Linked DNA regions of Homo sapiens: all the other regions are linked to region 1. A link is a contact called in ENCODE Hi-C or POLR2A ChIA-PET data. All regions are on one chromosome and are shown on one strand. The core of a region is the stretch at or near the end of the contact, and the rest is flanking DNA. Distances in the headings are between cores, read along the strand shown. Region 1 overlaps GRB10 (growth factor receptor bound protein 10). Region 2 has its middle 180 kb from the start of GRB10. Region 3 has its middle 230 kb from the start of GRB10.

Evidence for each region. Hi-C counts contacts between places; a loop is a spot of excess contacts on that map. ChIA-PET counts read pairs that join two places held with the same protein, here RNA polymerase II (POLR2A).
Region 2: a loop to region 1 is called in a map with no recorded cell type, with 5 times the contacts of the local background. The contact joins two enhancer-like sites. A Hi-C loop is called at or near these places in 1 of 168 maps with a recorded cell type or tissue (transverse colon) and 1 of 37 single-sample maps with no recorded cell type. POLR2A ChIA-PET finds 5 or more read pairs at or near these places in 2 of 52 experiments (K562 and MCF 10A).
Region 3: a map of Caco-2 shows a loop between it and region 1 (2.1-fold over the local background). The contact joins two enhancer-like sites. A Hi-C loop is called at or near these places in 1 of 168 maps with a recorded cell type or tissue (Caco-2). POLR2A ChIA-PET finds 5 or more read pairs at or near these places in 1 of 52 experiments (AG04450).

What each region holds. Positions count from the first base shown.
Region 1 is chr7:50,631,715-50,634,414 of GRCh38, forward strand. All of the region lies in intron 7 of GRB10 (growth factor receptor bound protein 10), which reads right to left. Among named protein-coding and RNA genes, the nearest start is that of DDC, 68 kb to the left of the region's middle. Within about 2 kb of position 1,262, at least 3 of the 41 ENCODE cell types and tissues checked have a DNase peak (open chromatin) inside an H3K27ac peak, as active enhancers do.
Region 2 is chr7:50,961,751-50,964,607 of GRCh38, forward strand. No RefSeq gene overlaps it. Among named protein-coding and RNA genes, the nearest start is that of GRB10, 180 kb to the left of the region's middle. RefSeq lists an enhancer at 1,368-1,883. Within about 2 kb of position 1,386, at least 2 of the 41 ENCODE cell types and tissues checked have a DNase peak (open chromatin) inside an H3K27ac peak, as active enhancers do.
Region 3 is chr7:51,009,276-51,011,975 of GRCh38, forward strand. No RefSeq gene overlaps it. Among named protein-coding and RNA genes, the nearest start is that of GRB10, 230 kb to the left of the region's middle. RefSeq lists an enhancer at 405-906. Within about 2 kb of position 1,281, at least 3 of the 41 ENCODE cell types and tissues checked have a DNase peak (open chromatin) inside an H3K27ac peak, as active enhancers do.

The sequences.
Region 1 (2,700 bases), core at 12-2,511:
CTACCCTACCTGGCCTCCGAGGGGCCTTGAGGAGAAAGCAGGAAGACTGCTGTGCCAGGAAGGCAAAGGAAGCCTTAACTCCACGCACATGTCTCTGCCCCTTTGACAGGAGGTGGAGCTATTTCTGGAAGGCAGAAAGCTTGCCCGATGTCACAGAGGTGGAAAGTACTGGAGCCAGGATCTAACCAGGGCTCCCCGCCCTGGCTCTGCTTGCCTTTCTTCTCCACTGCAACCCACTACCCAGCGTGTACCAGGTGGGCTCCAAGGCTTCACACAAAAAGGCTTTTGATTCCATGTGGCCCTGAAGGCCTCAAATTGGGCAGACCCTGAAGCCTGGAGGTTTGGGGTAAATTACATTTACTTCAGACTAGGGCATAACCAACCAGGGTAGGCTAAATTAATCTCACCAAAAAGGAATGTAATTCTGCCATTATTTTTAGTTCTGTTTTAAATTAATGATATTATTTCTTGATATAAGGGATAACTGAAGCACTACACATGATTATATGGCTCTACTCACCATAAAGAGAACACGCATAATAATCCTGTTCAATTATAGTGACTCAAACCTACTTAAAAAAAATGTGCTTAATAGCCTGCATTGTCCCACCTGAAGTGTTTTGTTGTTAGCCTGGGAGCAGTTCAGTGTCCCCCACCACAGCTGAGGCTTGACCCTGAGGCCTGGTCTCAGCTCCCCAGGACGCAGCACACTGCCCAGGGCTATGGAGATGAGACTTGTGGCCTGATTTCAAATACTGGAGGAGCCCCCACTGTCTGAACACAGCAAAGAGTGTGGCGCAGGTTCAAGGGGTGGCATGGGAGCCGGGTGCCCCACCCTTAGTGAGACCAGACCCAGAAGGGTGTGGCCTGATAGCCTTGGTTTCCGTTGCAGGGAGTCCTGAGGTCCTGAGTACCAGGAGCTCAGGGCAGTGCGGATGACTTGGGAGAAGCCTAGCTGGTTGGGCCAGTTGCTAGGGCTGGATGCTGGAGGGAGAACCACAGGGTTGGGGGAGTGTGAGCTGGCAGTCTCCAGGGCTACCTGCTGGGCTAAGCATCCCAGTTGCTCCTCCTACTGAAGAGACTCTGTTGCGCAGGAAAGGCAACTGTGCTGCACACTAGAGGGTTGTCCCAGTGGCCTGAGAGGTGTCCCTAGACCCCCGCCAAGGTTGGTGCTTGTACCTGCCCTGGAGAGCCTGGTCACGGGCTTGCCAGACCCAGCCATACCCAGCTCTGCCGCCCCCAGCCAGGGTGGTGGCAGAGTGCAGGACGGGATCCCTGGGAATCCCGCCCATGGCCAGGGAAACCCTGGTATTTCCCCACATCAACAAAGGCCAAAAATTCCACTGCTATTATTGCAACTGCCTCTCAACTGCAAGCGCCACCTACTGGCCTGTAGGGTGAACTGCATAACTCAAAGTAATTCCTGCTGACAGTATACAGCGGTGGGGGATGAGATAAGCCTCCTGAAACCTCCACCTCCCCATTTCTCTGTAGGAGACAGTGAGTCTGACCACTGGTCCAGCACACTGTTACTACAACCTACAAACAACTAGCATTTGAGAAAACCACTACACTAAAGCTATCTATAACCAAGTAATTCATAAAAGCCTTGGCCCCCTAAAACTACAGAGAAGCCAAGACAAAGGAACTTAACCAACATACAGAACAGTCACATCCTCAAGGTGGGGGAGGGAAGAAAAAATACCAAGCAAATGAAAGTAAATTCAAAAATAAGTAGTGACCGCTTCTACAGATGAGAAGAAACCAACACAAGAACTCCAGCTCCATGAAGAAACAATGTTGTGACATCCACATTAGCCCTCTAGCAATGGCTCCTAACCACAATGAAAACTTTGAAATGACAGATAAAGAATTCAAGATATGAAGTGTAAGGAAGCTCAATGAGAGCCAAGAGAAAGTTGAAAACCAACACAAAAAAACCAGAAGAGTAATTCTGGAGATGAAAGATGAGATAGATATATTAAAAACAAACAAAACAACAACAACAACTTTTGGAAATGAAAAGTTCACTAAAGGAATTTCAAAAAACAGTTGAAAGCTTCAACAATAGAGTAGACCAAGCAGAAGAATTTCAGAGCTTGAAGACTAGTCTTTTGAATTAGCCCAGATAAGAAGAAACAACAATTTTTTAAAAAAGAATAAAGCCTTTGAGAAATGTAAGATTATTTAAACCTAGGACTTATAGGTATTCCTGAGGGAGAAGAAAAAAAATAAGTTTGGAAACATATTTAAGGGAAATAATTCAGGAAAATTTCCCCAAACTTGCTAGAGATGTAGATATGCAGATACAAGAAATTCAGAGAACCCATTAGAGATACTACAGAAGATGCACATTCACCAAAGAATGGTCATCAGATTAATTCAAGGTCAACATGAAAGAACAAATTTCAAAAGCAGTTAGATAGAAGTGTCAAATCACCTATAATGGAAATCCCATTAGACTAACAGTGGACTTCTCAGCAGAAACCTTACAAGTCAGAAGAGACTGGGGGTCTATTTTTAGCCTCCTTTAAGAAAAAAGAAACGTAAGTCAAGAATTTTATATTCTGCCAAACTAAGCTTCAAAAATGAAGGAGAAATAAAGCCTTTCCCAGATAAGCCAATGCTGAGGGAATTTGCCACTACTAGACAAATCCTACAAAAAAATTCTCAAAGGAGTTATAAAAATGGAAACAAAAG
Region 2 (2,857 bases), core at 136-2,635, 330 kb after region 1:
GGCAGGTGAAGAAAAAGTAGAAATTAAGGGTGTGTCCTAGGTTGGGGCTTGGGCATCTGAGTAAAGTTGACGCTGTTAACTGCAATGGGAAATACTGGCATAAAAACAGGTGTGGGGGAGAAAGTGGAGACTTCTGGCCTGGGCACATGAGGTCTGAGATAGTATAAGAGGTCAGAGGCTGGGTGTGGCAGCTCACGCCTGTAATCCCAGCACTTTGGGAGGCTGAGGCAGGTGGAGAACACTTGAAGCCAGAAGTTCAAGACCAGCCTGGCCAATGTGGTGAAACCCCATCTCTACTAAAAATACAAAACATAAATAAATAAATTAGCTGGGTGTGGTGGTGCACACCTGTAGTCCCAGCTACTCAGGAGACTGAGACAGGAGAATCTCTTGAACCTGGGAGGCAGAGGTTGCAGTGAGTTGAGATCATGCCACCGCACTCCAGCCTACACAACAGAGTGAGACTCTCAAAAAAAAAAAAAAAAAAAAGAGGTCTGAGATGTTACAAGATGTCCTGGCAGAGATTCCAATCTTGAGTCCAGACTGGAGAGGGAGGCTGAGAGGCTGGGGGAGAGGGTCCATAGAGCTATGGGTACAAGTGAGCCAGAACACCAAGGCAGGGAGTGAGGGCCGGGATGGAAGGAAGGCTGGGAGGGAGCCCTGGGCATCCAGCACCCAGAGGGTGAGGAGGGGAGGGGAGCCGCCAAAATGTGTGCCGTTCAGGAGGAAACCCGCGGAGTGTGAGTCAACCAGCAAAGCCTTTCAAGAGGACCAGAGTGGCCAGATGAGTGCACAGCCCCTAAGGGATAGATTAGAATGAGGACTCGACCCATGGGAGGGCTGGACGCCCGACCATGTAGGCTGCAGCACATGTGAAGACCAACACCAGCAGTCTGACCACTGGTCAAAAGCATGAGATTTGGTATAAAGGAGATTTTTGTGTAAGCAATAGTTTCTGTTCCTCTTAGCCACATGATTTGAGAAAATTATTTAAATGACCCGAGCCTCACCTTCAACATGAGGAACATCATATTCCCTTTGATAAAATGTTGCTGGTGTAAGTGCTCCATAAATGACAGCTTTTATTAGCAGAAGCAGAGATAATCCAACTTCAATGGGAGATTAAACAACGACTTCTGTTTAGAGCTTTAAAATGAGTGAGATGTGTCCACCGCTGGGGTTCTTCTCTTGGTGCCTGCATTGCCCTGCAGGAAGCCTGGTGGTGGTGCCTGGTGTGGTCTGCCAGCTCTCAGCTGGGTGGGAAAGTGGTGCTGAATGGCCCCACCTCTGCTCTGGGTTTTGCCCCACAGGTCGCTGCAGGCCTGCCCCTGGGCTGTGCTGAGTCATCTCCGCAGGCAGGACCTCCCCAGGCAGGCACAAGGCACTGGGAGGTGCCGCCCCTTGGGCCCAGGCCAGTGGAGTTTTAATTGCTGCTCCTCTATTGTTGGCTCTGGTTCCGCTTCTGGAAGGTTTCCAGCCTTTGCTCCTGGGCTTTGGTCTCTTCAGGGAGCCTCCAGCTGCCTCTTTGTCATCAGTGAAGCCACTGAGACCTCCTCTTGGCCCTCCCCCTCCTCCTCCTCCTCCTCCTCCTCCTCATCTTTGCTGGATAATGAGGACTTCAGATCTTGTTTCTGAAGAGAGAGGCTGAGCTGACTTCTGAAGGGTGGAAGGCACCAAACAGGGAGAGGTTTCCAAATCTGGGGACACAGGACAACTGAGTCCCAAATTGTGAACACTTTATTTAAACCCTAAAGGACAGGTCTTTGAAGACTGACTACAGAGGCCACTCAAGGGGATGGAAAGAATATGGGCTTGGGAGGCACAGGCACCTGGGTGCAGACGCCTAACCAGTTCCATCAGGACCTGTGGCAGGTTGCCCACCTACACCAAGCCTCAGTTTCCCCATCTGTGGAGTGGACTGATGTCCACGTGCAAGCCATAGGAGAATTGCAGACAATGCATGAAAAGCATGGAGCCCGAGGGCTGGCTTTAGTGGGAGTCAAAACATGATCACTTTTTCTGTAAACTTTAATTTGGAGATAATGTCAAAGCTACAAAAATTACAAACAGAAAACTAGTACAAGGAACATCTGACTCCTTTATGCAAATCTCCCTTATTGCTGACATAAAAAATGGTAACGTGTTAAATCAATATTTTTAATGTTTAAGCTATTGCGTTGCAAAAACTTTACAGTGTGAACCCAGGCATGTCTCTCAATGTCTCTGAGACTGCCTTTGCTCATCTGTGAAGTGGGAAGGATGTTGTAGCATTTACACCACAGTGAGGGATGAGCAGGAACTTCTGGCCTAGCCACAATAACATAGCTGTCCTAACGAGGCAGGAAAATAGGGTCTGGAGGCAGAGAATATGAGGCTAGTTCACACTTGAGCTATAACAGGAAATATCCTCTCCATAGGGCATACACTATAAATGACTTTGTAACTTTATTTCATCCTCTCCCTTTACATGGGGTGTACACCAAGTCACCAATGTAATCCTCTAGTGGATATTTAAACTCAAAAAACCTCTGTAACAGGGCCTTTGATCCCCTATGCTCAGGCCCGCTCCCACATTGTGGAGTGTGCTTTCATTTTCAATAAAACCCTTCCCTCCTTGCTTTGTGCATTTTGTCCAACTCTTTGTTGAGGACGTCAAGAGCCTAGACACCTTCCACCATTAACATATTTTGGCGAGCCAGCCAGAAGGAAGAGATAAGCCCAAAGTTTGGGATTCATTTTTCTCCCTTTCCTTTCTGCTCCATTCAGGGGCTCTCTCTCTCTCTCTCCCTCTCTCTTTTCCTTTCCAACTTGGGACCCTTGGTGGGAAGCAGGTAAACATGGAAGCAACTGCAGGTTT
Region 3 (2,700 bases), core at 31-2,530, 380 kb after region 1:
GAGAGTGAGATTTGGGGCCACACCAGTGTGAGGGGAACACAGCTGTGTGACCACGGACAAGTAACTACATGTCTTGGGGCCTCTTGCTCAGCTATAAAATGGGGAAAGCAGATGTTAGGAGACCACGTATGTGAGCGCGTGGACCAGTGTCTTGGCATTGTCCCAGGAATGGCTTGTGAACTCCACTTGGCTGAATCATCAGAACTTTTAGGAATCCCAGTTGTCTGGCCTGTTGAGGTTAACTACTCATGTGGTTCTGATTTATATAAGGGAAGATAAAAATGCAGCTACTCGGGAGGCTGAGGCAGGAGAATCGCTTGAGCCTGGGAGGCGGAGGTTCCAGTGAGCTGAGATTGCGCCACTGCTCTCCAGCCTGGGTGACAGAGCAAGGCTCTGTCTCCAAAAAAAAAAAAAAAAAAGGCAAAGTAAACTCAGAAGAGGAGAAGGAGAAGAAGAGGTGGCTCCTGCTACCTGCCCTCTTGCCCTAGTATGGACAAGGATGCCACACAGGCAGGTAGACCCTCAGGGCAGGAAGGAGTTGTAAAATTCCACTGTTCTCAGCACTTGGAAAACAAGCCTTCAGTGAGCAGCCACTCGGCCTTTGGTCTTGCTTTGCTCTGTCATCCAGGATCTAGCCAGCCACAGGGCAATCTGGGGTGGTGAATGTCCTGCCTACATCACAGCTTGGGGACAGGAGCTCTTCACGGCAGGCTCGTTTGCTGTAGGACATGCACTATTCGGGATGAAAACTCTGATGGGATTTCCAGGCCAGAGCCTTTCTGGCGCGCCCGTGACTCTCCCTCCATGCTGTGGGTGTCCTGGAGGTCCAGCGGCCTCACTGCTCACAGGTCCTTCCGAGCTGCTTGTCTGCTCCCTCACTCTGAGCGCCCACCTCACGGCTCCCGATGCTCTCCTTGCTTTCAGCCTCCCTGCCCAGGCCTGGAGTTTGGCCTGCTGTGCCCTTTGACTGGACACCCGCCAATGACTCCACTCTCCCGCCCTGGCCACCCCCCTTCACTGCAATTTGGAGTCTGTCCAGGTCCTCTGAGATACCTCATATGAGGGCTCTGTTTCTCCCCACAATCGGGCATGTGCTCATTAGTCATGGGATGAGTGGGTCATTTCGGAGCTTTCTACCTGAGGCAGGGGCTGTGGGGTTGATCCATTTCACTGCCTCAAGGCTTGGCAAGGCATGGGGAGGGCCACTGCTGGGCCGACCCACCTGGGCTTTGGTCAAGAGGGTGAGCGGCAGCCTGGGGATGCAGCTTCTCCCGCAGTCCCCCGTAGAGGCATGGGAGCAGCTGCATGATGACAACCTGTGCCAGGAAACTCCTTTTCAAGCTGACTTCTTAGGAATGAGGTGCTGTTCTAGAAATCCACAACAGAGACCAAACTGCCACTGCCCTGGCCACGGGGTCCAGCTGCAGATTAGGAAATGGGCGTAGTGCAGGAAAATAGAAAAATCAGTCCCCGCCTTCCTTAGTAATGACGCTGTCAGATGGGAGGAAGGAGCCTTGACTTCCTGAGCCCATCAGAGGCTCTGGGACAGGACTGGGGTGGGGATGCTCGACTTGGAGCCCTTCTTGTACATCCTCTTTGAACCCTTCTCAGCCTCCTGGAACCCTGGCAGTTGGTCCCTGGCACTTTGGTCCTTCTGCTGAGTTCTGACAGCCCAAGGCCATCTTCTGTCTGACCCTTCCCTGTTCTGGTGCCGCACATCCGCCTTCCCCTCCACTCACATCGTGCCAGGCCCCATGGTCTGGAACCGTCTGCCCTCTGCTCCATCAGAATCTGCCTCAGGTCATGTTGCAGCCTGCTCAGTTCCCTTCATAAAACACATATAGTGCTAGCACTGTGTTCCTAGGCCTAAAGGCCCCACGTGAGTGAGACCTGGCCCCAGAGTGCCAAGTCACAGAAGCCCGTGGATTCTAGTGTGCAGTGGCCACAGCAACCTGAGGTGCCACAGCAACCTGAGGTGCCACCTTCCACAGGGCAGCGGCATGAGGATGCCTGGTCTCCCATGGGACGTGGCTGGGCTTTGGAGGATGAATAGGAGTTCTAGTGCAAAGCATGGAAGAGTCCACATGGTGTGTCTGGGGAAACACACATAGCTCGGTGTTTTCCAAGTTGAGTGGAGAGGCACCAACTGAAGCCACAGTCTTGCCACCAACTCACCGCGTGCCTTGCTAGCCCTTTGCTTTCCTGGGCGGGTCTCTCCATCAGGGCTGGCCCACCACACAGTCTGCAGTGTGGGGTACCCAGATGCCAGGGGAGGAAGCAGGGGGTCTGTGTGTAAGGGTGGGGCTTGGGCAGAAGCCACCGACCCTGTCCTCAGGAGACCCAGAGAGCCCCTGCTAAGGACATGGGTGGGACAGCAATGCATGGACAGCAACGGGCTGAGAATTTCACCTTTGTACCTCACTTATGCTCCTCAAGGTCTCTGCATCTATATGAAGGGTCTGGAAATTGAGTGCAACCACTGTAACACATGGCTTTTTCCTTTAGGAATGAGAGTGGGCTCCAGCCAGCCCTGCAGGAGCTACTTCCCCCTGTTCTTACTTAACCAGAGCCCCGGTTGGGCGCTTGGCCTAATCACTCATGAGCAGGAGCCAAGTTCATCACTTCCTGACTCTTCAGCTTTGAACACCTTTGCATCTTCAGTGAAACTTCTGGATTTCCAGGTGACAATCTCCATCCTGG